Regions from separate parts of the Homo sapiens genome. Here region 1 is linked to region 2. A link is a loop called in an ENCODE intact Hi-C map of the cell type or tissue named here. Cell type or tissue: Caco-2. All regions are shown on one strand. Links, peaks and the distances in the headings refer to the core of each region. The heading gives the core; the rest is flanking DNA.

The links. Peaks named below come from ENCODE experiments on the same cell type or tissue, not always from the same donor. Only the 100,000 strongest peaks of a DNase experiment are listed, where the experiment ranks them.
Region 1: a loop joins it to region 2, with 4 times the contacts of the local background. A loop is called at or near these places in 2 of 110 quality-filtered maps.

The regions. Positions count from the first base shown.
Region 1 is chr16:47,932,132-47,948,647 of GRCh38, forward strand. No RefSeq gene overlaps it. Among named protein-coding and RNA genes, the nearest start is that of LINC02134, 25 kb to the right of the region's middle. In Caco-2, for the core only: no CTCF peak of the experiment used is centred there; a DNase peak (open chromatin) is centred at 7,720.
Region 2 is chr16:48,032,747-48,049,262 of GRCh38, forward strand. It overlaps LOC124903686 (a long non-coding RNA gene), which reads right to left and starts at 14,646. Exons shown (of 2, transcript XR_007065062.1): 1 at 14,272-14,646. In Caco-2, for the core only: CTCF peaks have their summits at 9,287 (motif pointing left) and 9,495; a DNase peak (open chromatin) is centred at 9,325.

The DNA.
Region 1 (16,516 bases), core at 3,681-11,680, 100 kb before region 2:
ACCAGCAAGCAAGCAGTTAATTCTGCAGTAGACACCAACTGGGTGTCTTCCAATTCAATTCTGACCCTATCTACCTGGCGATAGTGTCAGATACCACAGGCTGTGGGCTCAGTCCCCAAGACTGCCCCCCTTCCTTCAGACACCAATCGCAAGTCTGGGCCTACAGAACTTCCGACCAATCAGCTTCAAGTTGAAGTTCCCATGAACCCCTCTGTGGGTTCAATTAATTTGCTGGAGTGGCTCACAGAACTCTGGGGAACACTTACGTTGACTGGTGTATTAAAAGGATTTAATGAAGAGGTGTATAGGGTGGGGTATGAGAGAAGGGGTGTGGAGATTCCATGTCCTCCTGGGTTCACCACCCTCCAGAAACCTCCCCATGTTCAGTTCTCTGGAAGCTCTCCAACCCTGTCCTCTTGGGTTTCTATGGAGGCTTCATGATGTAGGCATGATTGATTAAACCATTGGCCATTGGTGATCAACTTGACCTTCAGCCCCCCTCCCCTCTTCCCTCCTCAGAAATTGGCAGTTGGGGCTGAAAGTCCCAACCCTCTAATCCTGCCTTGGTCATTCCAGTGACCAGCCCCACTTGAAGCTATCAGTTAACATCAACATACAAAAAAACAGCACTTTGGAGAGTTTAGGAGTTGTATGACAGGAAGTGGGGATGAAGACCAAATATATATTTCACAATATCACAAGCTTCAATACATTTACTTTGGGAGCATTTTCCACTATACATGGCCAGTCCCCATAGCGGCCTCAATCACAGATGCCCTTCTTACTGTGCTTGGGCTCTGACACCTGACACTGGGCCATCGCTCCTCTATTCCCATGTGTTTTTGCTTCTCACCCTGCTCAGGCTCCAACACTTCTTGTCAGCTGCTGCTACCCTCACCCCTCAACACACACAGCTGCCCTCCCATCTTGGACCTGACACCCTGTGCTGACTGCTGCCATCCCTCCCCATGGTTGTTCTCTTTACCAAGCTAGGACTCCAACACTCCACACTAGATTACATGGTTGCCCTCTTAGGGTACCCCATGGTCCCTGCTGTTAACTGCCCCTCCCCGACACATGGCTGTGTTTCATTCTTCTCAAGCTTCAACACCTTGCACTGGGGCATTACCACCACTGCCTACCACCCTCATGCACTGACTCTGACATCCCATCCCATGCTGCAGGGATGCCCTTCTTCTTTCACTTGTGACACCTCACATAGGGCTGCCTCAAAACCCACACAGACCTACCTTGCTTGGGCCCACGTGACGGCTTTTGGACTGAATTTTTCGGAAAGAAAGGAAAGAGAGAGGAAGAAAAGAGGGCAGGAAGGGATGGAGGGAGGAAGGGAGGAAGAAAGCTATAGTTACTTTCTGTTCTAAAAATGAATAGCTAACATTCATTTTTCACTTACAGAATATATGCTGTTCTTTTTTAAAAATATACTTTATTTTTTAAGAGCAGTTTTAGATACACAGCAAAATTGAGAGGAAGGCATGGAGATATTCAGTATACCCACTGCCTCTGCACATGTAGAGTCTCCCCATTAACAATATCCTGCACCAGAGTCATACATTTGTTACAATTGATGAACCGTCATTAATACATCATTATCACCCAAAATCCATGGTTTACATTAGGGTTCACTCCTTATCATGTACAGTCCATGGGTTTGAACAAATGTATAATAACATTTATTCACCGTTATAGTTCTTATGGAGTCATTTCATTGCTCTCAAAATTCCCTGTCTCTGTCTATTTATCCCTCTCTACCCTCAACCCCGGCAACTGATCCTTTTGTATTTCTGTAATTTTGCCTTTTCCAGCATATCATATATTTGGAATCATACAGTATGTAGCATTATAAGATTGGCTTCTTTCACTTAGTAATATGCATTTAAATCTCCTTCATGTCTTTTCATGGCTTGATAGTTCATTTCTTTTTAGACCTTAATAATATTCCATTGTCTGAATGTATCACAGTTTATTTATCCATTCACCTACTGAAAGACATCTTTATTGCTTCTAAGTTTTGGCAACAGATTGTAGAGAATTGGTATAATTTCTTTCTTAAATGTTTGGTAGAGCTCACCAGTGAGCTCACGTGGGCCTGGTGCTTTCAGAGTTGGAAGGTTATTAATTAATAGTTTAATTTCTTCAGTAGATATAGGCCTATTCGGAATGTCTATTTCTTCTTTTGTAAGTTTTTGAAGATTATATATTTCAAGGAATTTGTCCATTCATGTAAGATATAAAATTTGTGGGCATAGAGTAATTCATAAAGTTTTTTTATTATCCATGTAATGGCCACAGGATCTGTACTGATGTCTCCTCTTTCACTTCTGATAGTAGTGATTTACGTAATCTCCATTTTTCTTAGCCTAGCTAGAGGCTTATGGACTTAATTAATGTTTTCAAAGAAACAACTTTTGTTTTTTCTTAATTTTCTCTATTGATTTCCTGTTTTCAATTTCATTGATTTCTGCTTTAATTTTTTATATCCTTATTTTGAATATAAGTTTTATTGTTATTGAGTTGTAAAACATCCTAAACTCCAGTATCTTTTTTGTTAACAGAGAATATATGAAACTGTTGGACTAATGTTGAAAAATATACTATGCATATTTGAAAGAAAATAACCATTAATTTTTTGTTTTTACAGTAGAGACATCTTGGCCAGAAGCAATGCAACAACAAACAAACTTTAAAAGATAAAAAACACTTGAATCTTCATTCAATATTATTGTTAATATTATTTGTCAATTCATATTTATATTATTTGTCAAATTGTATTGCCGATATACAAACATGGCTTAAAACTTGGAAAGAATATATCGCTTGTTTATTTAATCATTGGAAAATTCCTCAGATTATTTTTCTGTGACATAGAAAAGACCGAATATTTGAAACAACAGTTCTTTGCACCCACAAGATTATTGGCACAAAAATGAAGTTGAGGTTTAGGTTGAGGGAGTTGACCATGAGTACCGTGAATTATTTGAACATTGTTTATTTACATGTGATGAAAACTACTAAATAGGCAATAAAGTAATGAATAGTAAAGGCCATCCAAAAAAGTGGGGACAGGAAAGAAGAAAGGAATTTGGAAGAATGGATCAGAGACACTTTCACTATATACCACATATAATTGGATGTTGCAGCAAGAAGTCACACTGATCAACACAGGTTGCATCAGGAGTTTGCAAACCTAACCACATCCCACAAACCTCTTTGGTGGCAGAATTCTAGATACTGCTCCTCAGTGACTGTGCTGACATAGCTTAAAGCAGAAATCTATTTGTGTGCATTTATTTTGTGTAAATCTGAATTTTGAAATATTGTGACACAAAAAAGTGGATTTCTTCCATTCTGATGCTAATGTGAGGTATCAATGCTCTAATTCAGTCCATTTTCCAGAGTGTGAGTCTCAATGCAATAGCACTTTATCAGTTATCTGAGACTGTTACAGAACTACTTTTTCATTATAAATTATATTTTACATTATTAAATTGAAACAAACATATCGTGGAGGTGAGTGAACATATCCATTACTTTTTTTAGATATGACAATATTTTTTAATTTTTTTAGAAGAAAAGAAGAGGTATTTGTATATTGTAACATGGAGACTGAATAGAATTTGAGTAAGGAAAATCCCGTTTATGAGCAAGATCTTTAAAAATGTAACTTTCAAGTAGAAATTCAACAGCAGTTTATTATGGCATGTATTAGAAGTTGATGGAATTAATGGTAGATTATATATTTTTTTAAATGCGTTATTGATTAAAAAATATTTAGATTAAGGGGAGACACGTGCATGTGCGTTACATGGGTATATTGCACAATGATGGGGATTGGACCTCCAGTGTACCCATTACCCAAATGTTGAACACAGTCTTCAATAAGCAGTTTCTCAGTCCTCACTCTCCCTCACCTTATCCCCTCCTGTAGTCCCCAGTGTCTATTATTTTCATTCTTATATCCATGTGTACCCATTGTTTAGCTCCTATTTATAGGTGAGATCATGTGCTATTTGATTTTCTGCTTCTGAGTTAGTTCACTTAGGATAATGGACTCCAGTTCTACCCATGTTGCTGCAAAAGACAATTTTTATTAATTCTTTTATTCTGCTTACTTGAATTTAATTTGCTCTTCTTTTTCTAATTTTCTCACATGGAAGCTTAGATTATTAATTTTGGATCTTTCTTCTTTTCTAATATATGCATTTAGTGCTATAAATTTCCCTTGAAGCACTGCTTTTGCTGCATCCTACACATTTTGATAAGTTGTATTTTTATTTTTATCTTATTCAAAACTTTTAAAAATATCTCTTGAGATTTCTTCTTTTACAAATGTGTTAGAAATGCATTTTTAAATCTCCAAATATTTTGGGATTTTCCAGCTATCTTTCTGTTGATTACTAGTTTAACTCCATTGTGGTCTAAGAGTAGACACTGCATGATTTCTATTCTTTTAAATGTGCACAGGTGTGTTTTATGGTTCAAAATGTGGTCTAACTTGGTAAATTTTCCATGGGAGCTTTAGAAGAATGTGTATTCTGCTGTTGTTGGATTAAGTAGTCTATAGATGTCTATTATATCCAGTTGATTAATTACTTTTTCATTCTTTCCTAGGATTTCCATCTCTCTGCTTACATTGCCCATCTGTTCTTACATGCTGTCTACTTTGTCCATTAGAGCCTTTAGCATATTAATCATAGTTGTTTTAAATTCCCAATCTGCTCATTCTAACATTCCTGCCATATGTGAATCTGGTTCTGATGCTTGCTCTGTCTCTTTAAACTGTGTTTTTTGCCTTTTTGTATGCTTTGTAATTTGTTTTTAGAAATAGGCTCTTGCTCTGTTGCCCAGGCTGGAATGCAGTGGTATGATCACTGCTGACTGCAGCCTCGATCTCCTGGGTTCAAGCAATCTTCCTACTTTAGCCTCTGAGTACCTGTGACTATAGGTATGTGCCAAAATGACTGGCTAATTTTTTAATTTTTTTGTAGAGACAGGGTCTCACTGTGTTGCCTAGGCTAGTATTGAACTCCTGAGCTCAAGTAACACTCCTGCCTCAACCTCCCAAAGTGCTGGGATTACAGGCATGAGCCACTGCACCCAGACTGTAATTTTTTTTTTTTTTTGAGAGCCAGGCATGATGTACTGGGTAAAAGGAACTGTAGTAATAAAGCCTTTAGTAATGTAATGGTTAAGGTGTAGGGGATAGGAAGCATGCTCTAGTCTTATGATTAGGACTGTTGAGTCCTATGATCAGTCTGTTGGTGAGCTCGTACCCCTGGGTGGTAGGCTTCACAAATGCTTCTCAGGCCCCCTTAACTCCACCCTTAGGTAGGACACACTGGCCAGAGTAGGCTGGAGTTGGGTATTTTTGTTTCCCCAGGTCAGTTAGGTTCGGATAAAATTCCAGAAGTATAAATTCTGGTAAACTAGCTTCTCCTAAGGACAGGTCTTGTTAAGAAGAATGCTCTGGCATATTTCAGAGTGATTCATTTTCTCCTTCCTCTGTTGGAAGCACAAGAGGATTTTTCTCCAATATTCACTGTGAGAAACTGATATTGCTGCTGGAGGTGTAAAACATACAAGTGTGGGGGCCCCGCACGACTAGGTCCCCCTGGAGGTTTAACTTTCAGACTTGTCTGCAAGGAGCCTCTAGCAATTTTTCATTTACAGTTCAGGTTTTTCTATCCAAGTACTGGATTCTGCTGAGGTTTCGGGTCATGGGTTTCTGCTCCGGGAAGTTTTGGTTGTTTGTATTTACCTGTCTGTCTCTCCAAATATGGAGGGCAACAGTCTGCCCTCTGGCCTTACTTCTCTTATGGATCTGAGAAGAGTTGTTGATTTTTCAGCTTGCTCAGATTTTGACTTGTTGGGGCAGAGTGTCAATTTCCAAGTTCCTTACATGCCACATCAGTAGTGGAAAGTCTAAAATATTTTTAAAAATATATTTATTTGTATGGTTCAACATATGCAAATCAATAAATGGGATTCCCCACATAAACAGAATTAAAAAAAAAAACAGTATGATCATCTCATGGATGCAGAAAAAGTATTCAATAGAATTCAACATCCATTCATTATAAAAATTCTCAATAAACTAGGCAGCAAAGGAACATACTTCAAAATAATAAGAGTCATATATGACAAACCCACAGCCAGCATCATACTGAACAAGCAAAAGCTGAAGCTATTCTCCTTCAGAACCAGAGCAAAATAAGGATGCCCACTCTCCCCACTCATATTCCACATAGCCCTGGAAGTCCTCGCCAGAGCAATCAAGCAAGAGAAAGGAATAAAGAGCATCCAAATAGGAAAAGAGGAAGTCAAATTATCTGTTTGCTGATGATATGACTTTTTACCTAGAAACTCCAAAGATTCCTCCAAAAGACTCCTAGACCTGAAAAACAACTTCAGCAACATTTCAGGATACAAAATCAATGCATAAAAATCAGTAGTATCTCTATACATTAATAACATTCAAGCTGAGAGCCAAGTCAAGAATGTGATCCCATTTACAGTAGCCACATACAAAAAGTACCTAAGAATTCATCTAATCAAAGAGATGAATGACCTCTACAAGGAGAACTACAAAACACTGATGAAAGAAATCACAGACAACAGAAATTCCATGCTCATGTATTGAATCAGTATCATTAAAATGTACATACTGTCAAAAGCAATCTACAGATTCAAAGCAATGAGAAACCATCTCAAACCAATCAGAATGACCATTATTAAAAAGTCAAAAAACAGCAGATGCTGGTGAGGATGCTGAGAAAAAGGAACTCTTACATATTGTTGGAATGTAAATTAATTTAGCCCTTGTGGAAAGCAGTTTGGAGATTCCTCAAAGAGCTAAAAATAGAACTACCATTAAATCCTGCAATCCCATTACTGGCTATGTACCCAAATGAAAAGAAATATTTCTACCCAAAAGACATCTGCAGTCATGTGTTTATTGCAGCACTATTCGCAGTAGCAAAGTCATGGATTCAACCCAGGAACCCATCAATGGTGGATTGGATGAAGGAAATATGGTACATATATACCATAGAATAGTATGCAATTGTTAAAAAAAGAACAAAATCACGTTCTTTGCAGCAACACAGATGCATCTGGAGGCCATTATCCTAAGTGAATTAATGTGGAAACAGAAAATCAAATAATGGATGTTCTCACTAATAAGTGGGAGCTAAACATTGAATACATTTGGACATAAAGATGACAATAGACATTGGGAATTCCAAAAGGTGGGAGAGAGGAAGTGGGACAAGGGCTGAAACACTATCCATTGGGTACTGTGTTCTCTATTTGGGGGATGGGTTCAATAAATGCCCAAGCCTTAGCATTATACCATACACCCATGAAACACATCTGCACATGGACTCCTGAATCTAAAATTTAAAAAATATATATTTATTTGGATTAAAAAGTGAATCTGAATAAAAGGACAATTTTATGAAATAATAATACAATTTGTATTGTAATAGTTTAAGTTTGGGAAACTGTGCTGTTGCCCAAAGGGGTTGGGGCAGAAATGATCTCTTCCTTTGTTAACTTCAGCTCTCTGGCCCAGTAACTACTCCACTGTGCGTATGTAGTTTCTTAACCACACAAAGTCCACATGCATATTCCAGTGACCATTTGCACCTGAAACAAAAGGTGTACACAGCGGAGAGCCCCTGCTTTGTCAGCTGTGATTTATGAGCTCCTGTGTTTGGAGGAGCTGCTGCTGCAGGCTGCACTGACTCAGCACCTGAGGGCAGCCTGTCCAAACGTTCTAGCCCCTGAACGCATGTCTATGTACTCCCTGTCCAGACCTGGAACCCCAGGAGTGCTTTGCTTCTCACTACATGCCCATTTCACCCCCAGCATTTCTCTCCTTTCTCCTCCTCAGTTTGGAGAAGATGCCCTCTGCTCCCATCCCAGATAGCCTCCCTATCTCCTCTCAGCCGTGCCAATTTGACCAGCCTCAGGTCTCCCTCTGCACAACTGTGAGGCTTACCTGGGCACCCTATTCACTTCCCTTTTGGCACCTCTTTTCACCACAGCTCCCCTCACTTTGCATGAGTTTGTCCTAGAAGGGTGGGAAAAAAGATGATCAGAAATCAAGACTTCAAGTTGTCCTTGACTGTTACAAATGTGTATGGGTGTGTGTGAATCGGAGCTGTTGTTAAATGAGCAAGTCACTAAACATTCCCAAGTTTAATTCCTTCGAGTGATCCTCTAGACTTCTAGGCTGTCTTGAATCAAATGCCCTTTATCCTATTATCACTCTGATATCTATTCAGGAAACACCTCACTGTACACTTTGAAGAAGGACAGTGCTTATGTCCATCTCTTACCATGGAAGCAGAGGCTCTCAAATCCTTCCTCCACTTTCCCTCCATCCTCCATCCTCCATCCCAGCCAGGAGACAGAAATGTGCTGTAAGTTCAGTCCATCAGCTTCTGTCTTGTATGACCTTGATGACTGGGAAAAGGTGGGAGACCATCTGGCAGTTGGCTCCCTGCCGGTGGAGGAAGGAAGCATAGGCCAGAGAGGTCCTGTGGCCTGACCCACCCAAGCCTGTTTCTCTGACCTCCTGGTGATTCTTTGAACCTCCAATATCCTTTCATTACATTCCCTTTTTTCCTAAGAGACCAAATATTTCTGCCTTTTTTTTTTTTTTGCAACCAAGAGTCTGATTGACATAGCCTTTGCCTGTAAGAATAATAATATCTACCTCACAGGGATTTTGTGATTATTAAATGAGAAAGCATGAGAGCATGCCAACACTCCTAGCTTGGTGCCTGGAATATGCAAACTGGTTTACAGAAAGCTTAGGATGTGTCAGACCCTGAGATAAGCAATACACAACCTTAGCTCATGGAGTCCCCCAATGAATCTATAGAGAAAGTATTACCATTTTGCCAAGCTGGAAACTAACGCAGGGGGAAGTTAGGTAACTGACAAAGGCCATTCTTTTGTAAGACAGGATTGGGCTTTGTTTCCAGGCCTACCCAATATTAAAAATCTTGATCACCTCTCCTCCTTCTTCATTTCTGTGTCTTCCTGCTCAACTCAGCTTTGAGAACTATCAATGTGGGTTTGGAAGTGAAATCAAAAGCAGTCGTAGGGGCTAGAAACCTAGAATGCAGCCTCTCAGGTAAGGTCCTCAGGCACTACCTCTACTAACTCTGATGGTAACACCTCTGATATGTAGAGTAGAATCGTGTTTGCCTCATTCTTACCCTGAGATGTCTCCTGAACATGAGGCCATGAGCTGGGACAAAAGTCAGCCAAGGAGAGCAGCTAGTGTTGCTTTGGGCCTCACAGGCTATGAGCTTCCTGAAAATGTGACTTGGCGTGGAGGCTAGGCACAAATGGAAACAGAGAGTGTGGGTTAACTGGAGAAAGATCCCTGCAATGGTTTTGAAGGTTGTTGGGAAATTTCCGTGGGACAGAGTTGCAGAAGAGGAAGGAGTAGGGGGAGGGGGAGTGAGGAGGAGGGTGGGCTGTGTGAGTTTGCATCCTCTGCTTAGTTCCCGCTGACCAGAACAGAAAACTGGCCACGAGAGGCCTCAGCTCCGTTCTGCAACATCCCTGGAGTCTGCGGAAGCCCCTCCAGCAGCTCCAGGGCCTTGAAAATTCTGGTACTTGTGGCATCTACCTTGGTATCAGCCAGAACTGCAATGAGCTGGCTTACAACCAGCTTTCAAAGGGAGAATTCATAAGCCTAGCCAGCAGGCAACTGAGGGGTGGACCACCTTCAGGCACAATTGGATCCAGGTGCTCAGATAGTGTCTTCAGAACTCTCTTTTTCCCCAGGCTTGGTCTGGCTTTCCTTTGTCGGCTTCTTTCTCAGCAGGATCCGTCATGATGGAAAACACCCCCACCAGCTCCAGGCCAACCCCCTCCAGCTGAACAATCAGAGGGAAAAGAGAGCACCTCTTTTCCAGTAGTTCCCAGAGCAAGTCCTAGGCCTGATTCTTATTGGTCCAACCTGATTGTGTGCACATCCCTGAGCCAGTTGCCATGGTCAGAGGTATAAACTACCCTTTTGGCCATGCCTGTGAAATGGAGAGGGTGGGATGAGGTCAACTCACACCATGAGGACTGAGCCTGGAGCAGAATCCATTACAGTCTTCTGGATTTCTGCACCACTGAAGGAAGAGAAGACTAGCCTTCCCACTCTGCTTCTGCGATCAGCTACCTTGCCCATGCCCAGCTGAACTCTGCTGCAATTTGGAGACAGGGAGAAGGGGCTTTGTTCTGAGGGCAGAAGACCAACATTAGATTTTTGCACGGTGGCCCTTTTGTTTGTTTGTTTCTTCTTCTTCTTCTTCTTCTTCTTCTTCTTCTTCTTCTTCTTCTTCTTCTTCTTCTTCTTCTTCTTCTTCTTCTTCTTCTTCTCTTCTTCTTCTTCCTCTTCTTCTTCTTCTTCCTCTTCTTCTTCTTCTTCTTTCTTCTTCTTCTTCTTCCTCTTCTCCTCCTCCTCCTCTTCTTCTTCTTCCTTTCTTCTTCTTCTTTTTCTTCAGAAACAGGGTGTCACTCTGTCACCCAGGTTGGAGTACAGTGGCACTATCCTAGCTCACTGCAAGCTCTGACTCCTGGGCTCAGGAGATCCTCCTGCCTCAGTCTCCGAAGTAGCTGGGACTACAGGCACATGTCACCACACTGGCTAATTTATTTTATTTTTTGTAGAGGTAGGGGTCTTGTTGTGTTACTCAGGGTGGCCTCAAACTCCTGGTCTTGAGTGATCCTCCTGCCTTGGCCTCCCAGAGTGTTGAGATTACAGACATGAGCCACCACACACGGCCTCATCTGTGCTCTTGAAGCCTCCCGGTGTTTCCTGAGAGCTGTCTTTTTTTCTCTTTGTATCTCTTTCCCTCTTCCCTGGTGACGTGCACATAGTAGATGCTCAGCAAGAGCTGTTGAATTTGATGATAGAATATTGAGGGAAGAAAGGAAAAGAAGACAGTGTCTGCCAACTGACTTTCAGCCCCTTTTATTCAAAGCAGAGTGGACACTCCTCTTTCAGTCCTGGAACACTGCATTTTCTTGGACAAGACCATTGTCATGGCCCCTTCCCCACCTGACCCACGTTGCTGGGTGCTGTGGAGTGGAGAGAAGCAGAGGACGGGGGAGGCTGGGTGCTGCTCTGTTCCGTGGAACGCAGAGCAGAGATGATGTGCCCCTCAGGGACGGAGTCAGGTCCCAGGCCCTTCCGCTCCATCTTCCTCAGCAGAGCTCTGGGCTATAGAGCTGGCTGCAAATGTTAATTGGGCACAACTTAACTTCATTTGACTGCATTAGCTCTGCTGTAATAATCCATAAAGCACAGAATGTGCATCAGATGCAAGTTGATTGTGTAAAAGCTATATCTTAATCATATTAATTGAAGTTTCAGATTAGATGGGTTTCCTTTTCAAGCCACATTTTATTACATTTCATTAGCATCATGTTAATAGCAGCACAATAGCAGAAACTCTGGACATTAGAACAATTTTCTGATGGTTCAACTAAATTTTCTGTGCCGTTAACTCGAATGCTAGCCTGGTTAGGCGGGATTTCTCTGCTGGTAGAAATATGCCTTCTTCCTTTGTGTCTGCAAATTCCTGCAGCATCAGACAAACCCAGCCTACAATATTTAGACTGATTTTTACCAACTTAATAGTTTGGCCTCCAGTGAATCTTGGTCTAGAGATGTAGCTGGTCCTGAGCCCAAAACTGTGCCTTCCCCCTGTCTTTCTTCCTCTTTTCCTCACCTACTCCAAAGTGGATTTGAAGTGGCTTATTAAAATATAGATAGCAAGATAAAAGTAAATATGATCAGTGTGTGCAGGGATGCTTGGATTCAAATCCTGACTCCATCACCTCCTCATTGTGTGGCTTCATACAAGTGACTTCTCCAAGCCATGTTTCCTGCCTGTGAGATGAGGAGTCCCCTCCCCGTAGGGCTGCTGAGGGCTGAATGTGAAGTTCTTGGGTGGCCTGTGTGGCTGGGATGAGTGGGCATGGGGTGGGAGCCGGGGGTCAGGGGTCAGCATGGGCAGGTCCTTCAGGTCCATGGTAGGACTTGGCTGTTACCCCCAGGGAGATGGAGGCCACTGGGGGCTTGTGGAGTGAGAGGGTGCCCCGGGCTGACATAGGCTGTGAAAAATAACTCTGGTTGTTTTGTGGAGGGTGAACTGCAGCGGGGCAAGGGGAAAGCAGGGCCAGGGAGGAGGCTGTTGTGATCATGGTGGTAGCTTGGACTAGTGAGGGGGAGGATGGTCAAGGCAGGGTCCATTTTGAAGGGGAAGCCAACAGTGTCTATGAGAGACGGGGTGGGGACGTTGGTGAAAGAGAGGGGCTGAGGGTGGGTGAAGGGATAGGGGAGTGAAAGTGCTCACTCTGTCAGCCTGTGTCATGCTAGAGCCAGTGCTCCCACCCCTCAGTGCCCTGTCTGCTTCCTTACTGAGCAGGCTTGTAGGGCTTCATTGCTTCCCCTTCTGAGGAGCATGGCCCAAGTCACACCGGCTCCCAGGCACTCTCGAATGCGCCGGGCGAGCCAAGCAGACTGATATCTTGGGTTTTCGTATTGGTTTTCCTGTTCTTCAAGGGGCTCCCACATAGGTTACCACTCTCTTCTCTCTACACCAGCCCCATGCATTAGACAGAGCATAAGTTATCTCCTTCCCAGGTAAGCAAAACCACGAGATAAACCACACGTTCAAGGGCAGATGCTCAGTCGTTAGTCTTTGCTACATGAAGTGAGTGAAATAACAACACGGACACTTTGGGACCTAGTGAGGACAGGTGTTAGAGAAATCCAAGATTTTCTGATGGTAGGAAAAGGTTTTTGTAAAATCTGGTAATAAAGTTTAAAATGTTTAAATCAATATAATTCTTATCTCCCCAATGATCTCTTGATTTGGGGCTAAAATTTTCTAGATAAGAAACAGGGCTGGCCGTGGTGGCTCACATCTGTAATCCCAGCACTTTGGAAGGCCTAGGCAGGAGGGTCACCTGAGGTTAGGAGTTCGAGACCAGCCTCTGGTCAACATGGTAAAACCCCATCTCTACTAAAAAATACAAAAATTAGCCAGGCGTGGTGGCACACAACTGTAATCCCAGCTACTCGGGAGACTAAGGCAGGATAATCGCTTGACCCTGGGAGGTGGAGGTTGCAATGAGCTGAGATTGTGCCACTGCACTCAAGCCTGGGTAACAGAGTGAGACTCTATCTCAAAAAACAAAAACAAAAACAAACAAACAACAACAACGAAAAGCCAGAATGAAACCAGTGTTTGATCTCCTCCTGTAAAACTACATGTGATACGCACCTTTTCTCAGTTAATCCCAGTAAGGACCCAAGAATACATACTATTATCCCCATTTTACAGCTAAGTTACTGAGGCAATTTTGGCCCCGAAATAGTTTATATTCTATAACAAGCCAGGTGCGGTGTCTCATGTCTCTAATCCCAGCTACTTGGGAGACTCAAGTGGGAGGATTGTTTGAGGTCAAGAGTTCGAGACCAGCCTAAGCAACATAGTGAGACTTGCATCTCTAAAATGAAAATGATAAGAATAATTTATATTCTATAAGATGCCTGAGTTTCCACTCAGTCATAAAAGGTGAGCTGAAATCTCAGTTAGATAGGAGGAATAAGTGCAGGAGATCGTTCATACAACATGGTGATCACAGTTAATGGTAATGTGTTACATACTTCAGAATTACCAAGAGAGTAGATTTAAGTGTTCTCACCACAGAAAGAAGTATGTGAGGTAATACATATGTTATTAGCTTTATTTAGCCTTTCCACAGTATGTGTATGTGTGTGTATATATATAAACATCGTGTTGTAGACCATAAATATATACAATTTTTATCAATTAAAAAAATAGCTGAGCCAGCCAGCAGTTTGTGTACCATGTGTCATCTACTCAGAAGGGATTTTCATATCAAGGCTTGTGTCTCCAGAAGCCTTCTAATGCGAGCCCTAAATACAAACATCAAAACACATCACCCTCCGGGGAGGCTGCCGCCATCTCAGGATTGCATGTGTAAATGACTCAAGAAAAAAAACACAGCTCTTGGATTTACAATCGAAAGCTGAAGGTTTCGTCTTGGGGAGAGCTGTGCGTCAGGCAACCAGCCAGGGGTGGGAGAGGCGGCCAGTGCTCCCCACGCGGGATCCCAGGAGGACCCTTCTAGGAGCAGTGGGCTGAGCCTGCGGTGGGAATCTGTCCCAATTGTCAAGTCCCTGTGTCATCGTTTGTCAACCAAACAGGCTATGTCACAGCAGATTATGCTGGTGTCGAAGAGAACATTCTGGCTGAAAACACGTCTGAGGCTGAAAAATGTTCCTCCTCAAAAAATTGAGTGGTTTTAAGGGAAAAAATGTTCCAGAGGGTTGGTAGGCAGGTGTGGATGTAAATTTTCCCTCCTTTAACGACACAGGGGCAGGTGTCCTTCAGTATTTTGTGTGTCGGCCCCAAGACAGGGACATGCGCTGTGACTCCGTACCAGCAGGACAGCCTGGACATCTCAGTGAGGGGACAGTGGGCCAAAGACAGAAAGGTTAAAGCAGAGATGGAAACTGGTTTGCTGGATCAAATGGGGCCCACAGGTGTATGGGTGGTTGTTTGGTTGTTTGGCTGGCTTAGTGTTCAAAAATTATTTACAGCCAGGCACAGTGGCTCACACCTATAATCCCAGCACTTTGGGGGGCCGATCACGAAGTCAGGAGTTTGAGACCGGCCTGGCCAATATGGTGAAACCCCGCCTCTACTAAAAATACAAAAATTAGCCAGGTGTGGTAACGCGTGCCTGTAGTCCCAGATACTTGGGAGGCTGAGGCAGAAGAATCATTTGATCCCAGGAGGCGGAGGTTGCAGTGAGCCGAGATCACGCCACTGCACTCCAGCCTGGGCCTCAGAGTGAGGGTCCATCTCCAAAAAAAAAAAAATTATTATTATTATCCAGGTATGGTGGCACATGTCTGTAGTCCCAGCTACTCACGAGGCTGACATAGGAGGATCACTTGAGCCCAGGAGGTTGAGGCTGCAGTGAGCTATGATTGTACCACTGCACTCCAGCCTGGGTGATATACCAAGACCCTGTCTAAAAAAGAAAAAAAAATATTTAAATTGTGCACTCAAAAGAAACTGAAAAGAAAAATCCAGATGTTTGCCTTTTCTGGAAAGACTGGAGGATCTGGCAATTTGGGGCTGGTGTTCTAACATGAGGCATTGTCTGCACTGAGCAGTAGCTGCCCACTTTTGGGCAGAGCATGAACTCGCCAGTTTGTTACGCTCTTCACTCATTTAAATTACCTGCCTAGCCCATTTGGCGCTTAAATTTGCAGTCCTGATTCAATGCAGGGTCCCAATCACAAGTTCGTTAAAGGGGCCCCCATCCAGCTCCCCATCCGCTCCCCAGTGACTCCTTCCCCCTCCTCTTTTCCTTCCTGTCTGCTCCTGAGTGAGATAGGACTTAGGGTCAACATTTAAAGAGAAGCCGTTTCCTATTTGTTTTGAAGCTGCAGAATCCCCATTCTCCTCCCCCAGTTCCTTCTACCTATTTTGTTCTTCTAATAGCGGGAAAGGGCAGAATTTTAATAATATCTCTCTAGAATGACTTTCTTCATGCATGAATTATTTCTCATTTACAAAGGTTTGGGAGATACTTTTTCCCCCTCCCTTCTTGCTGTGGAAAATGATGACTGTTTTCATTGCTAGACACATTACTGTCAGAGCTCATGAAGCTGACGGCCGAGCCCATTTTCCCATGGAGTCCCTCTCCAGCAGCTGGCTCAGCTCATCACATCCCTGAAATAGCTCTTGTCAAGGTATGAACAAGTATCACAGTCACGGTGACTAATGGCAGGTGACTGCTGTCATGACTCTGCTGGCCTAGAACAAAGGCAGATGAAAGGCCATGGACAGCCAGCTCCCCTCCATTCATCCTTACAACAACCTCTTGGAAGTAGGCATTATTGTCATTATTCTTACAGATGAAGGAGCAGAAGCACAGAGAAGTTGAGCCACTTTCCCAAGGTCACCCAGCGAGTAAATGGAAGAACTAGTACTTAAACTTGGCTCTGCCAACTCCCAACACTTTAACCACCACACTGGGCTGCCATACCTGGGCTTTTTTTTGAGGGGGGTGGGGTGGGATTTCACCCAGAAGCCTGGTTCACATTGAAGAATACAAGATGATTTCTGAGATGTGTGGGTAGCAATGGCGATCCTTCAAAGACTCTACATACCCTTGAAAGCATTCATGGTTTCGAGTCACTGCAACCTTTATACTGTGCTCAGCAGTTTGCAAACTCCATTCCATTTAATCCTCATAACACTCCTTTGAAGTAAGCGTTGTTCATTCCCACTTTACAGATGCAAAAACTGAGGCTTACAGAGTTTTGTGACTTGCCAAAGATTGAATAGCCCAGAAAGGAAATTGTAACTGAGTCCTGTCTGGCTCCAAGGACCACTGTCCTTTGATATCCTCTTTACTGAGGCCTCCT
Region 2 (16,516 bases), core at 5,735-13,734:
CAACCTGTTTTGCTCAGCTAAGAAGGTTGCTACATGCCAGTTTTCTTGACAGGAAGATGCTAGGATCTGCTGGCTCTGCACATTTTTACCTGACCATGGGGGAGAATATGTAACCTTTTCTGCTACAGGAGGCTGTGAAAGGAAGAGATATCTGCCTCTCCCCAGAGGCAATGCTTGAGCCAGACACTGTCATGAGCACTTGAAGACTGTTCTTTCATAAATCGCTTTATGCCTCTGTGGGGTAGGTTATCATCAACTCTGTTTTACTGATGAGAAAAAGGAAGCTCAGAGAGGTGAAGTAACTTAGCTGAAGTTTCAGAGGGATGGTAGCAGAGTCAGCACCAGAACCATGTTCTTGACACTTTATCCAGTGCTCAGTCAATTGTATCACACTGCCTGCATATCTAAAATGAAGGATGGGGAAAGGGAGGCAGAGAGGGAGAGGGCGGAGATGGGTGGAGAGGGAGGGTTAGGCAGAGAGAGAAAGGAAGAGAGCTCTGGGGTCTGTAATTAGTTCGTTCGTTTAGGTCTTTGATGATAGAATTTTTCAAAGCAGTGTAGGTGGACTCTCTTTCTGAGCATAGTTGTGTGATGGAAGTCCAGTTATAGAATTCTAAAATCAACACCCATAGCTGCCTCTGTCTCTATCCAATCACTGGCTGAGTCCCCGAGGACAGTATTTCCCAGTTCCATGTGTGCCTCCTCCCTCTGTAAGATGGAGAATTGAGATGCTGGGAACCTTCATGTCACCCAGTACACATAAAACAACTCCACCACTAGCTGTTTGACCTTGGGCAGGGCACTGTATCAGTCAGTTATAGCTGTGTAACAAATTGCCCCTAAATATATGCCCACTCACATATGTGCACATTGCTAGAGTGCTCCCACTTCACTGGTCTCAGCCCAGGCCCCAGACTGAAGGGTCATTGGCCACCCAGGGCATATTCTTCTCATGTTATGGCCAGAGTGCAAGTGGGTAATACCCACCACTCAAACATACCTCAAGAATCCACTATCATTGGCCAAAGCAAGACATGGCCCAGCCCAAAGTCAAGGAGTGGGGAAGTTTATTCCTCCCATAAAGATTGATTGAATAATGTAGGTGAGAGGAAACATTTTTCAAGAATAATCTAATGTGCCATGTTCATTCACTGATCTGGGCCTCAATGACTGTTGGTTTCAATGACTATTTGGTCAAGGAGTGGAAACACATACCATGCTTAAAAGACAATACTGGGTATGTTCTTGATTTTTGAAGTAAGGATATAGCAGATATCTATTACATCCTAGTTCATTATTTCCTTGATTTGAGTATTCCAAAAGTCAAACTGTATCTCTAAATGGAACAACTACATTTGATCTGATGCAATCAGCCCATGTATAAATCCCATTTCTCATTACCAAGCTGGCAGTATTTCCATTGCATGACTATAGAAATGTACCTATAGCAGTGAGAGCAGGTTTTTTCCAATTGTAGTTTTCTCCCTGCATGAATTATTAATGACAAAGGGTCTCCTTATAAATCTACTCACTTTTCTGTGGCCTTCCCAAATTTCAGAGCTTGCTACTTTTCTAATTTGCCCTTAAATGCAGCAAACCCTCTTTCCTAAGAGGGTTGCAAGAAGGATTGTTGCATTTAAGGGCAATTTAGTTGGGTGTGTTTATCAACAAAGTAATTATAACTATTTAGGCACCAGTTATGCACAAGGCACTGTGGCAGGAAAGTGAAAACAGACTGAAGGGTGAGAGACAGCTTATATTCAAATGCTGCTTACAGTCTGGTTGGAAAGTTGAGATACTCACTCACATTGACATAGACTAGCCATTTCACTGAAAATATCACCTTAAATTTCACAGCTGAGACTATGGCATAGCATGTTTTTGAGCATGTTTCTCAAACCTGACCTCTATAGCTTGGTTCTCAGGGGCAAATTTGAAATGTCAGTTTTCTGAAATGATAGCTCTCAGATCTCTGATCAACAATATGTAGGCTGCTCTAGCACTCCTTTCAGCTGAATTTCTCATCTCGTAAAGGATATTTTTTAATCAGTTTATGGGGGAAGGCTAATTTTGTTTGATAAAAGAAAAATGGAGGCACTCGATGATACACATTCATCTTGCTTTCAGTTCATGTTTCATGACGGATTTCCATCGCATCTGACGCTCTCACATTAACAAATCTTCGGATACATCATTTTGGAGTTAAGACAATAATTTGCCTGCAAATTTGACAAAAAATTTGGTAATGCTGAAGATCCATCATACAGATATAATTTGCTACTCTTGTGATCATTTTCAGTAAAATGATCCAATTAGATGCCACATAGCCTGTCATTAGGTTCTCTCCCTCAGCCAGCTGAAAAGGGAAAATAGAGTCATGTTATCAGTAAATAGCTAAAAGTTTGCTTTGTGCAACTTGAAGTCTGATTCTGACAATGTATTCCAGGGACATCAAGCTCCAAACCCTATTTACTCAACAAATACATGTTAAGCACGAGCACTCTGCAAGACACTGTGCTAGGTATGAAGAGGAGGAGGATCTACACCAAAAGTGTAAGACTTTTGGATCCAGACTCATGTTGACACAAATGACTAAGGTGAGTACAGGAAAGCTGGGCAAATGGGAGGCTGCGTGCCCCGCCTACTCAAGTCCAGTCACCTGTTACCTGGTGCAAAAGCATGAATGACGGGTGGAGCCAGATCATCTGAACTTTTACAAGAAGTCAGAAACCTGGGCATTTGGTGAAATCTTATTATTTGAAGCACCTGTCTATTGGCCTATGGGCTGCTAATTTAGACCTCTACACAGTAGGATTCTGGCCTTCAAGACACTTCTGGTCTAGCAGAGAAGGCAACAGTGGACACTGGCCACTTTGACACAAGGCAGAGTAAGATTAGTGCTGTGATAGACACAGCCCCAAAACAAAGAAGCAATATGGAAAGAGAGACTTCAATGCTAAGTCTCAGCAAGGGCCTTCTCACATGAGACACCTCTAGGCCCCGTGCACTATTTCCTTCGAAGACCCCACCCCAAGACATAGTAATCATATTAAAATACATCCAGTGCCCAAATTAACTAAATGTTTTGTTCTCAAAAACATTTTTATGATTTTGTTTTTTAAATATTGTTATTTGGATTCTGCAATTTTCGTATTTTGGAGTTGATTATTCCTACCTCCTTCACTGCAGGTCCCAAACATTGGCACAGGCTCCTGAAAATCCTATGAGGCCTAATTGCCTTGATAAATGACAATGTTTCCCCCAGCAGAGGGGAAGCTGAAGGGTTTTACAGAAAGAATAAACAGGAGAGAAGGTTCAGGATCAGTCTGGAAAGGATGAAGCCTTCAGCTCTTGACAAAGGCAGGTCAGAGAGGGGTCTGGAAAGATAGGTAGTAAACAAATTTTGGAAACTAGATGTGGATTTTAGAGTCTTCTCCAGGCCATGAGGAGCCACTGATAGTTTCTGAGAGAAGCCCGACCTGTCTAGAATATTGTTAGATGGGACTTGTCTGGAAAAACTTCAAGGAGGTAAATCTAAAACTTGGCTTTGACAAACAAAACTCAGGGCTGAGCTTGGTGTAGAACTCACATACTGTCTGCATTGACTCTACTCTTCTTTCTCTTGATTTTTTTTCTGGCCACTTTTCTTTTCAAGACTCCTTTCCCTGCCTCCAAGATCCCCAGAACCACATTCTACCCCTGCTGCCTGGTCTTCAGCAGTCCTGGTGCTGGTGTGGCTCTCTCTGGCCTTCTTAGTCCACTTTTCATTCATTATTAAATGTGCTTTCTCCCAAACACACTTCCGTATGGTTCACAATATAACTTCTCTTTCTACCATAGAAAGGAATTACTTTATAGAACTGTAATGCTGAAAAAGACATTACAGGCCAACCACCCTTTATTTCCCTTAAGTTTACAGGAAAGGAAATTGGCTTAGAGAGGTAAAATGACTTGCCTAAGGTCACCAGAATCAGAGCCAGAGTTGAAACAAGAATCCGTGTCATCTGATTCAAACAATTCTGCTTCTCTGCACCAGGCCACATCCTGTGGGCATAACCTGAAAGTTAAATGGACAACTATGCAAAGGTATGACCATTCAGACACTAAAAAGAGACACAACTATTCTCTGAATTAAGATTGGTGTCCTTGGCAAAAAGAAAAAAAAATTACATCCCATGTTTATAAATTCCAAGAATAAATATTATGAAAATAATTATACTACCAAACGCAATCTACAGATTCAATGCAATCCCTATCAAAATACTAACGATATTCTTTACAGAAATAGCAAACACTATTCTAAAATTCATACGGAAACAGAAAAGATCCCAAATAGCCAAAGCAATCCTGAGCAAAAAGAACAAAGCTGGAGGCATCACATTACCTGACTTCAAAATTCACCCCAAAGCTATGGTAACCAAAACAGTGTGATATTGGTATAAAAACAGACACATAGACCAATGGAGCAGAATAGAGAACCCAGAAATAAATCCATGTATTTACAGCCAATTGATTTTCAACAAAGGTGCTAAGAACATCCACTGGGGAAAGGGCAGTCTTTTCAATAAATGATACCAGGAAAACTGGACATCTAGATGCAGAATAATGAAACTAGACTCCTTTCTCTCACTATATACAAAAAGCAAATCAAAATGGACTAAACTTAAATGTAAGACTTGAAACTATGAACTAACTAGAAGAAAACACAGAGAAAATGTTCTAGGACATTGGTCTGGGCAAAGGTCTTATGAAAAAGACCTCAAGAGCACAGGCAACAAAAGAAAAAATAGATGAGTGGGATTACATTAAACTAAAAAAGCTTCTTCACAGCAAAGGAAACAATCAACAGTGTGAAGGGACAACAGTAGAATGGGAGATGATATTCACAAATGATTCATCTGACAAGGGATTAAAATCCAGAACTCAAACAACTCAATAGAAAAAACAAATAATCTGATTTAAAAATGGGCAAATGAGCTGAATAGACTTCTATCAATAGAAGACATACAAATGGCCAACAGATGTGTTAAAAAATGCTCAACATCACTAATAGTCAGGTAAATGCAAACCAAAACCACTATGAGACATCATCTCACCCCAATTAGAATGGCCATTCTCAAAAACACAAACAAATAACAAATGCTGCTGAGGATACAGACAAAAAGGAACTCTTACACGGTGTTGGTGGGAATGTAAATTAGTTAGCACAGCTATTATGGAAATGGTATGCAGGGTCCTCACACACTAAAAATAGAACTATTATATGATCCAGCAGTCCTATTTCTAGGTGTATATCCAAAGGAAAGGAAATCAGTACGTCAAGGAGTTCTCTGCACTCCCATGTTTGTTACAGCACTGCTGACAGTGGCCAAGATATAGAATCGACCTAAGTGCCCATCAACAGGTGAATGAATAATGTGGTATATATACACAATGGAATACTATTCAGCCATAAAAATAATGAAATCCTGTCATTCATGGCAACACAGGTGAACCTTTATTCACGATGTTAAGTGAAACAAACCAGGAAAGACAAATGCTGCATATTCTCACTCCTTTGCGGAAGCCAAAAAAGTTGATCTCGTAAAAGTAGAGAGTAGAATACTGGTTACCAGAGGTTGGGAAGTGGCAGAGGTGTAGCTAAACATTGGTTAACAGATACAAAATTACAGCTAGATAGGAGAAAAAGTTCTAGTGTTCTATAGCGTTGTCGTGTGACTATAGTTAACAACAGTTTATTGTTTTCTTTCAAATAACTACAAGAGCAGATTCTGAATGTTCCAAACACAAAAAAGATTAATATTTGAAGTGACAGAGATACTAATTACCTTGATTTGATCATTACATATTGTATACATGTATTGAAATGTCATACTCTACCCCATAAATATATACAATTATTATGTATCAGTTAAAAAATAATAATAAAAGAGGGAAAAGATTGCTGTCCTTCAACCTAAAAATACTTCTGGGCATGGGACCCCATGGTTTGTGGACAGACCAGGTTGTCCTGGTGCCAATTAGACATCCATGGAATACACAGTGTGTGATTTACTTTCCCTTTTCAACTAAGAGTGAATGAAATAAAATTTGGGGCTGGTGAGCCACCCTTTTTGTAATCCTCTGAGAGAAAATGTGAGAAAACGTCTGGCCTGGAAATAACCATTTTTAAAGCCCTTTTTAAAAGCCCACTCTTGGAAAAATAGTGATGTCAACCAGCCACTTCCTAGCCTTCTATGCTTTTTCCCACCATTTTAATGAAGAGGGCTTCCCAGACATCATGAATTTTGCATGAAATCCTCATTTCTCTTTAAAGAGATTTAGTGCCAAAACCTTCTGTGACAACCAAAACCCATGTTTGAGTTATATTGTTAATGTCAATATAACTCACAGTGATGTGTTGTGTTGTGGAGACAGTGGGCAAAATAGCCATAAATTCCATCCTAAGTGTACCATCTCCCCAACGTTTCTGGCATTGTCTGCTGGACTGTCATGACATCTCTTCCTACAGACCCCCAGGAAGGGCAACATCACTTCCTGGCTCCGAAGCCTCAACCTGATGCTTTAATAATAGATCCTGATTGTCCTATCAAAACTACAATCCCTTCGACATTCATTTAATCTCTTCCTTTTGAGGTCATTTCCTAAAACATGAAAATCACTGCTCAGTTTTGTCCTTTTCCTTCCTATTTTTGAAGATGTCATTGTTTCTGCTGAGACCAGCACCAAGGGCGCTAGATGATAAAGGCAGCTTGCAGGGAAGGTTTCCTTGGGCACAGGGCCCTAGATTCTCACCCTGAATTGGATTTCAGGTAGTCCCACTCGGAGAAGTTGTTAGCTCACTTCCCGGCTGCCTCTTCATTTCTTTGCAATGCCAACAAACCTACTGCAAACACAATGAAAATTCTTCCCTCGTTTGAATCTGTGCTTACAATCTCTAATTAAGTAATAACTTTCATAGCACTCTGCTTCTCCAAGCCTGAACGGTATTTCCATTACCTCCTCTACTGAAGTCAAAATTACAGACCTGTCATTTTTGGATTTTTCTAAAAAACGCAAGCATTAAATTATACCTACATTCACCCATTAGTAATTTCTCTTCGTGGTGGGTGTTTAAATCTATTATAATGACTCTACTATCTCTTCAACTTTCTATCCCTCTCAGAATATTGATGAATTCTACCTCATTCTGGACTGCCTGTCTAATTTTGTCTTTTAATTTCTTGATGAAACATGAATTTGATTTTATAAAGTTCTTTTTTCTTTCTCTTTGGGAAAGGAAAAGAGAAACATCTTTCTGATGTGGAGTTACTATTCCTCTTTAAGGGTGAAAAACTGATAGAAGAGGAATTACCTTTTAGGTTTCAAATTGTCTTTGAGCAGAAGTGACTCTTCAGTCGCAGACAGATTGGGTCCCTTGTTCTGGGGTGTGTAATCATTTTTTGCCACTCACTCACACTTTGATGAAAATACAAGTTTTGTGTGCTTTATATGTATTGATTCTTTTAATCCTCATAGCATCCTTACAAGGTAGTGTATTAGGCAGTTCTTGCATTGCTATAAAGATATACCTGAGCCTGAGTAATTTGTAAAGAAAAGAGGTTTAATTGGCTCGTGATTCCGCGGCTTTACAAGAAGCATGGTGCTGGCATCTGCTCAGCTTCTGGGGGGGCTTCAGGAAAGTTACAATCATGGCAGAAGGTGAAGGGGGAGCAGGCATGTCACATGGCCAAGCAGGAGCAAGAAAGAGAGTGGGGAGAGGTGCCACACACTTTCTTTTCTTTTTTTTTTTTAGATGGAGTCTCAGTCTGTTGTCCAGGCTAGAGTGCGATGGCACCATCCCGGCTCACTGCAACCTCTGCATCCTGGGTTCAAATGATTCTCCTCCCTCCTGCCTCAGCCTCCCGGGTAGCTGAGATTACAGGTGCCCACCACCATGCCCAGCTAATTTTTATATTTTTAGTAGAGACGGGGTTTCACCATGTTGGCCAGGCTGGCCTCAAACTCCTGATCTCAGGTGATCCACCTGCCTCGGCCTCCCAAAGTACTGGGATTACAGGTGTGAGCTACCGTGCCCGGCCTTTTTTTTTTTTTAGACAGAGTCTCACACTGTCACCCAGGCTGGAGTCCAGTGGTGTGATCTCTGCTCACTGAAAACTCCACCTCCTGGATTCAAACAATTCTCCTGTCTCAGCCTCCCGAGTAGCTTGGATTGTAGGTGTGCGCCACCACATCCAGCCATGCCACACACTTTCAAACCACCAGATCACGTGTGAATTCAGAGCTAAAGCTCACTTATTACTGAGGGATGGCCCAAGCCTTTCATGAGGACTCTGGCCCCATAATCCAAACACCTCCCACAAGGCTCCACCTCCAATATTGAGGATTACATTTCAACATGCGATTTGGGTGGAGACAAATATCCGAACTATATCAGATAGGTTCTATTATTGTTCCCACTTTATAGATGAGGACACTGAGACAGAGAGGCTAATGAACCTTCTGAAGATTGCACAGTGAGCCAGTGTCAGATGCAGATTGAACCCAAGTTGTAGTTTGGCTCCAAAGTCCACATCTGTCAAGCTTTTTTGAGTCACAAGTAACAGAAGCTCAACTCAAAATAGGCAGAAAGGAGGATTTGTTTCCAAACCTTGAAAAGAACGGGAAGTCTCTCTGAAACTATTGAAGCTGGAAACTTGAGTGACCTCGGGACTTTATCTGTGATCTCTTTGTGTCCCCCAGAACCCTGAGGCTGGCTTCTTCCTGAAGGCTGAAGTCAGGGTCACCAATTACTCTTTAGCTGACCCTCCCAGCCTTACATTGAAAATGAGGCTCTTGCTCCCAAGCTCCAATTAACAAAGAAATAGAAAAAGAAAGAGAAAAACAGGAAAGAACAGGTTGCATGCCCAGGGGCTGGATCAACCACTATGGCCAGGAGGATGAAGTATTAGGATTGGTTCAGCCTGGGTTAATTGCCTGTCCTTAAATAAGTTATTGTGGAGGAGATAAAGTAGCCTCCAGCAAATCACATTTTAAAGTCATGAAATTTAAATAATAATAATAATAATAATAATAATTATTATTATTATTATTATTCCCTAAAAGATGGAGGATGGCACAGCTTTGCCACTGGAGTAATTACTGCAAGCTGAACAGCCACCCTGAAGAAATAGAAAACTCAGAGAAAAACAAAGGGTAAGATAATGACTGTTCCTGAAGCAAATGAACAGGTGCACAGATTCGGCGACACCAGACCTTCAGGTCAACTGTCAGCCAGTGCTGAGGACTGGGATCCCCCTGCAGGTGGGACAGCGACAGTCCACTTTGCCAAAGTTCCCATACGGCCTGCTTTGCTCATTTATGTCACCTGCCTGGCCCCCACAGGCATCTGAGTTTGAGACCTGTGGCTTAGTGTGTTGCCAAATAGCACAGTCAATCATTGGGAAGACCAACTAGAGCGTCCGTTTCCTCCTTCACATTTGGCCAACAGCCAGTGAATGCTTCGAAGACAAAATAGCCAAGACAAAGGATCCAGTCATTAAAAACAGAGTTTTCTTGACAGAATGGCTTATGGCATTTGACAGAATTTTTCAAGGCGCAGAAAAACACATTTGACAGCATGTGTTTTAAGCAGAGATGCGTATATGACACGTAAAAAGTCAATCACTGCCAGCCTTTATGTGGGGAGAGATCGGGAAGGGAGCGAGAGGGGCTTCATTTCTTCCTCCTTCCTTCTTTCCACCCAGAGCCTCAGTCTGCCCTCTGTAGATGGTTGTATGAAATAGGCAAACCCATTTCTCTCCTGTGCCCATTAATTTCCAGACGTTCCCTTTGTGCTAGTGCCCAGCGGCTCCTGGAAAGCCTCAGGCTCCACAAACTCCAAGCTTTTCCCACTGTGGCCTGAGAGATTCTTTCCTGCATAAGGCAGGAGATGATTTTTGGCAAGAGGCCTGCTGAAAGCTTTCTAGAACTCAAAGAAAAGATTGTGTTTGTAAAGTAGCCTCTGGAAAATCATGAAGTCATGAAATAAGAAAAACCCAACAATTTCCTAAAAAATAGGGGATGGCACAGCTTTGCCACTGGAGTAATTACTGCAAGCTGAATAGCAACCCTGAAGAAATAGAAAACTCAGAAAAATAAAGGGCAAGATAATGATTGTTCCTGAGGCAAATGAATAGGTGCACAGATTTGGTGACACCAGACCTGCAGGTGAACAGTCAGCTAGGTGAGGACTGGGTCTCCCTGTAGGTGGGATGGGGACCGTCTGTTGGGACAGGGGGGGTGGTGGTGCAAACACAGGATGAGAGTTTTAAATTACACAGTCAGTCTTTATTTTTCTCCACATCTGAAGCTGCCAAAATATAAACAGCCACTGTAAAGAGGAGAGGGCAGTGACCCTGAGCTGGGAAGTGGAAGGCGAGGAAGCAGGAGGTGGTCACTGAGGAAAAGACATCATGCCAGTCAAGCAAAAATGGCTCTCTCCATTCCCATTTCACTGAGTGCCCATGAGAAGATGAGTCTCTTGCCTCTTTTTATGGGATTATTGGTTCCATTATGGTATTTGAGGTGGAGAGCAGACTTGGCTGCCAGTGACTGTCTGTTTCCTTCAGCTGTCCCTTTCAGAATAACAACCCATATTTATGCAGTGAATTCAGTTTTCCTGACCGTTTTTGCTGCCCTTCTGGGCATCATTGTTCTCCCTATGCCTTGTGTAATCATCCCACTACAATTCTAAATGATTTCAGTGTTTATTTGTATGTTTTCCCCTCATTTTGTTGAGAAAGAAGAAAACAGTTTGTTGCTCCCTTGTTGCACCCCTACAAAATCTTAGCTTCAGCTTGTATTAGACTAAGATCATCTTGCTCAACTCCTCATTGTGCTGATTTTCTAAAGGCAAAAAGTATTGCCTATATCAAATCCAGCTATTGGCCAAAGGTAAGTGAGAATGAGTTTCAACTTTCTTTTTTTAAAAAAATTTATATAACTTGTGCTCAAGGTAATCCTTAATCTAACAGCAATTGTCTCTCACACCAGATTAATTCATCCATTCATCCACTATCCATCCATTGACCCACCATAAATCCATCCATCCATCTATCCATTAATTCCACCATCCATCTATTCATCATCCATCCATTCATCCATTAATCCATCATCCATCCACCCATTCACCATCAATCCATTCACCATCCATCCATCAATTCATCCATCCTTCTATCCACTGATTCCACCATCCATCCATTGATCCACCATTCATCCATTGATCCACCATCCAGCCATCCATTCACCACCCATCCATCCATCTATCCATTGATTCCACCATCTTTCCATTGATCCCCCATCCATCCATCCATCCACCATCCATCCAACCACCCATTCACCATCCATCCATCCACCCATTCACCATCCATCCATCCAGCCATCCATTCACCATCCATCATCCATCCATCCATTCATCATCCATCCATCCATTCATCATCCATCCATCCATCCATCCATTCACCATCCATCCATCTATTCATCACCCACCCATCATCCATTCATTGATATACGTCCATCCATTCACCATCCATCATCCATCCATTGATCCACCATACACCCATTTATCCACCATCCATTCATTCACCATTCAATCATTCATCATCCATTTACCATCCATCCATCCAACATCCATTGATCCACCATACATCCATTTATCCACCATCCATTCATTCACCATTCAATCATTTATCATCCATTTACCATCCATCCATCCATCCATCCAACAACCAAACATCATCCATCCATCCATCCATACATTTCATGCATTCGGCATTTTGTTGAGTGACTGCTGTGTGCCACTCATGAACAGAATCTTTGCTTTTTTCAACTGCAAGTAATATTTATTCAGGTAAAAATATCAGATCAAAACACCGTCTCTTTGACATTTACATTCATCCCAGTGACAATATGGGATCAGCTGCATCACAAAACATAGCTACTCTGCCGAAATCAGTTTTTAAAACAACCAAAGAAGCAATTTGACTAGGCAATCATTAAGTGTATAACTGGGCTTAATTAGATTTTTCTGCAGAGTATTATGCTGAAATCTTTAAAAGTAATTTTTACTTGTGGAGGTAAAGTATGACTATGTGTCTTTTAAAAAGAAGAACAAAAGGAAGGAAAAGAGAGAGAGATAGAGGATAGAGGTGAGAACATCACAAATGTCTCTTTGCTAAGATCCTTTTTCTCCCTAGGCCTAACCATGTTCCCGTCCTTTTGCCTAAGGCCACCATTGTTATGCGGCAGGATATAAAGACCTTTTTATATGCATTTATATGCTTATTTACAGTGTAATTTATATTAAAATACACACAAAATAATGCCCCATATTTCTCCATGGGTAATTATATATACATGCATTCCCTGATATTTTTCTGGCAAGCAATTTCAGAAGTTTCCCATGGTTTTAGTAGGAATGGACAGAGAATGTGGATCATTTGTTCCCTGCTTTACAGCTTAAATCTAAAGTCCCTGGTTAAACATCAGTGCTTTGGTGGCAGCAATGTCTGGGCTTGGGGCAGAATGATGGCATAAATTTTTAGAAATGTATTTTTTCCAGATCAATTAAAATTTAAAACCGCCCGCTTTTATAGAGGGTACCACATTATCAATTTTCTCCAGTGTTTTTTCTTAGTAAGGGCTGGGAATTAGGAAAAGCAGTGTATTACCACTCTGACTTTCACAGACCTAGCCTTTTCCCAAAACCCACTTGCTCTTCGTTCACTCTCCCTGAATTAAGAGTAGAGAAATTGCCACCTGGGGAAAAATATCTTGAAGAAGCAAGAGTCTTAAAGCATGGGGCTGTCACTATATCAAGCCCAAACTGGAGGTGGTCGTGGCATAAAAACAGGGCCTTAAGTCACAATGTTAGGCTTGCTGTCACTCTAACAGGAAACTTTCTGTGCAGCTGCTCCGCCGCATCATTAATTCATTGCCTGTTTCCTTTATGCTGCACTCTGGCAGCACCGATCATAATACATTCATTTGCTTTTAACACAGAGATTTCATTCTTACCCCTTCTGCCCCAACTTTATCCCCAGCTCTGCTCCCCAGCATAGATCAGTGAACCCCAAATGTCATACTGTAACAATGACACCACCATCCATTAGTAGACGGAGGAACTCCCAAATTGGAAATGTTTAAACTTAAAAAATATGTGTCTGAGTTATAAGTCAGCAGGATTTCTAGATATATTCAAATAGTCTACGTAAACATGAATAATTATGCATGTTACCTAAGAATCCATGTTAAATTATTCATTCATATAGCAGATTTTCCAATTAACCCAGAGTTCTCTTCTATTGGATGAATGCTTTTTTTGAGAGTAATGATTATATTTTTAATAGTTTGTGTTTATTATAAAGATTTTAAGCAATGCCAAATCTATGAGGAAGAAAGTAAAAGAGTTACCCTGAATCTAGCCCCCAGAAATAGATATCATTAAATAATGTGACACTTTAAAAGTTGCAAGAATATCACTCCAAACACCTCTTTCTCTCTTGCATATATACAGATAGGAGGGCAGATGAATCAACTAAAATACATTTCTCTGAAGTAGGTGATGCATACTATTTTAAAAAATAAATGTAATTTAATTTTACTTGAATTTAGAAAAAAATGGTTATTAAACTGAAAATATTTATGAATTTCAAGTAAAATTTTCTAAACCACCAGAGGTATTAATTGCTAAAAGATTGCTCTTAGCTTAAAATGCTAATGAGCTGGGCATGGTGGATCATACCTGTAATCCCAGCACTTTGGGAGGCTGATTTGGATTGATTGCTTGAGCCCAGGAGTTCGAGACTAGCCTGAGCAACATGGAGAAACTCTAACTCTACAAAATACAATAAAATTAGCCAGACAGGGTGGTGCATGCCTGTAGTCCCAGCTAGTCGGGAGGCCGAGATGGGAGGATCCCTTGAGCTTGGGAGGTCAAGGCTGCAGTGAGCCATGATGGCACCACTGTACTCCAGCCTGGGCAACAGAGCAAAATCTCGTCTCAAAAAATAATAAAAATAAAAATAAATAATACGTTAATGACAATGAAAACTGGAAAAGGTTGAAGTCACATTTTTAGCTATGTATATCAATTTAAAATAATATTTATACACTTTATTCTATGGAAGATATGGAAATTAGCACTACCTCTCTGTATTTTTGTTAGTTTTTTTAAGTTTTCAAGATTTACGACATTCACAGGTTAGTCTGTGATTATAATTTCCAACTTACTTAGTCCTGGTTGATATTTGTGTGGCTCCAATGCTCAGAACCTGCCCCTTTCCTGTGGTTTCTCCACCATTAGTTCTTTATCTGGACTCCTCTTTTAAGTGGCTGAATTTTGTTGTTGGGTGATTTTTTCAAAAGGACTCAGGAGTGTTGCTTTTCCATGGTTCTCTCCTGTGGAGAATCTCTGCTACTGTGACATCAGAAGGACATGGTATTGGAAGGCAATAGATTGGGAAGGTGCGTAACATCCAGCCCCTGTGACCAGAGAGGACAGATGTGCTGCCAGCTTCTTAGCCTGCTGGGTTGCAGGGGTCCAAATGTAGCTGCATTTAGGAGGAGGAGAAGGAGGTGGAGGATGGGGAGAGAGAGGGAAGAGGAGGGGAAGCAGGAGGAGGGAGTGGAGAGGGAGGGAATGGAGGAGTAGGGGGAAGAGAGAAAGGGGAGGAGGGAGAGGGAAAGAAGGAGGAGAAGCAGGAGGAGGGAGAGGAAGGGGAGAAAGAGGAGGAAGAAGAGGAGAAGGGAAAGGAACAGGAGGAAGGAAAGGGGAAGGAGGACGAAGGGAAGGAGAGAAAAGAGGAGGGAGAGTGGGACCATGTGTTAGGGTGGGCACTGACTCCGCAGGAGAAAAGGATCCCCTGGACTGGTCCTTCGTGGGTGCCAGAAAAAGGCTGCCCACCAGAAGTTCACCCCCACATTCGTCCCAGCTCTTGGAGCAGCTGCACATAGAATGCAAAGGAGAAGGACAAAAGCCCCCATGAAATCCCAGAGGCCAGGAAGTGAGCACAAACAGTCCTGCCAGGGAACTAACGAGGAAATCCTGCCACCTGAAAGCCAAACCCTCTGTGGAATAAAGCAGGGTGAAACTAACAAATAAATCAGAGTCAAAGCAATGAAAAGGCGGTGAGGGTGGGAGGAAATGAAAAGCTGGTGAACAGGCACAGCTGGCCCATTCAGAGCAAGCTTCATATCTTTCAATTGCAGGACGTGCTTTGCTCTTCAAGAATGTCCACACCTGTTTCCTCATTCAGCCTCTCAGCAACTCTGTGGAGTTGTCAGGACTCACCCCATTTCACAGAAGAAGGCACCAGGCTGGGAGATGCAGGGCTGGTGGTACCTACTAATCCAGGGGGATTTTTCGATGTGATGCTGCCTCTATTACAGTCAAAAGACAATAAAAGAAAAAAAGGCAAACAAGATGAAACTGGAGAGTTTAGACACCTTTCACTGTGTGCTTCTTTTGGTTGCCTTTTGCAAGGTGGAGGCTGGGGCCAGCTAGGTAGTGGCCCCCCATCATCTCTGGTTACCTGGCATCCATCCCTTTCCCTAATAGCCTGCCACTTTCCCACTGAGGAATTACCTCCTTTCCCTCCCCACTGTGGGTAATCTTGGTGCAAAATAATTTTAGATGTTCACTTTTACTGCAGAGATGAAGGGAGCCAAACCCATCCCAGGACAGTTGGGAGAGGTGTCTTCCCCACAGACTTTGAATGCTGAGGAAATGCTAAAAGCAAAAATGCAAATGGTCATTCATCATAGCAATGGTGCAGGTTGTAGGGACCATGGCATCCTGTTTTGTGGTAGAACAGCTCCTGCCTGTTATATCTTCATTTATATAAAGAGACTAAAGTTGCTTTCTGTCACACATAGCCCAGAAGCCTAACTGATGCAAAGAGGTTTGGCAGACTCATAATCTTTCCAAAGCTCCAGCCCCATACTTAGTCATTAAGGCCCTAATGGACAGCCAAGGAATTAGGAAGGGGGCAGAGAGGAATAGATCATCCCTTCCTCCCTGGGCTGTGCAGCTACAGAAGAGCAGATCCTGAATTTGGCAGGTGCACAGCAGTCATCAGTGAATCACATGAGAAGCTCTTGGAGCCTCCAGGATGGTGGATTGGTGGCTGCTAAGATTTTAATGTAGCATCCATCCAAAATTCACGTTGGAACTTAAATCCCAAAGTGATGGTGGGAGATGATTAGGCATGAGGGCTCCATCCTTGTGAATGGGATTAATGCCTTTATAAAGAGGCTTCAGAGAGCTGGCTGGTCATCCTGTCCCTTCCGCCAAGTGAGGACACAGCATTCATCCTCTCTGGAGAACACAGCAACAAGGAAGCAGAGAGAGCACTGAATCTGCCGGCACCTTGGCTTCAGACTTCCTAGCTTTTGGAGATGGATGAAGAAATAAACTTTTATCATTTATGAATTACTCCATCTGTGGTATTTTCCTATGGCAGCAGGAACAGACTAA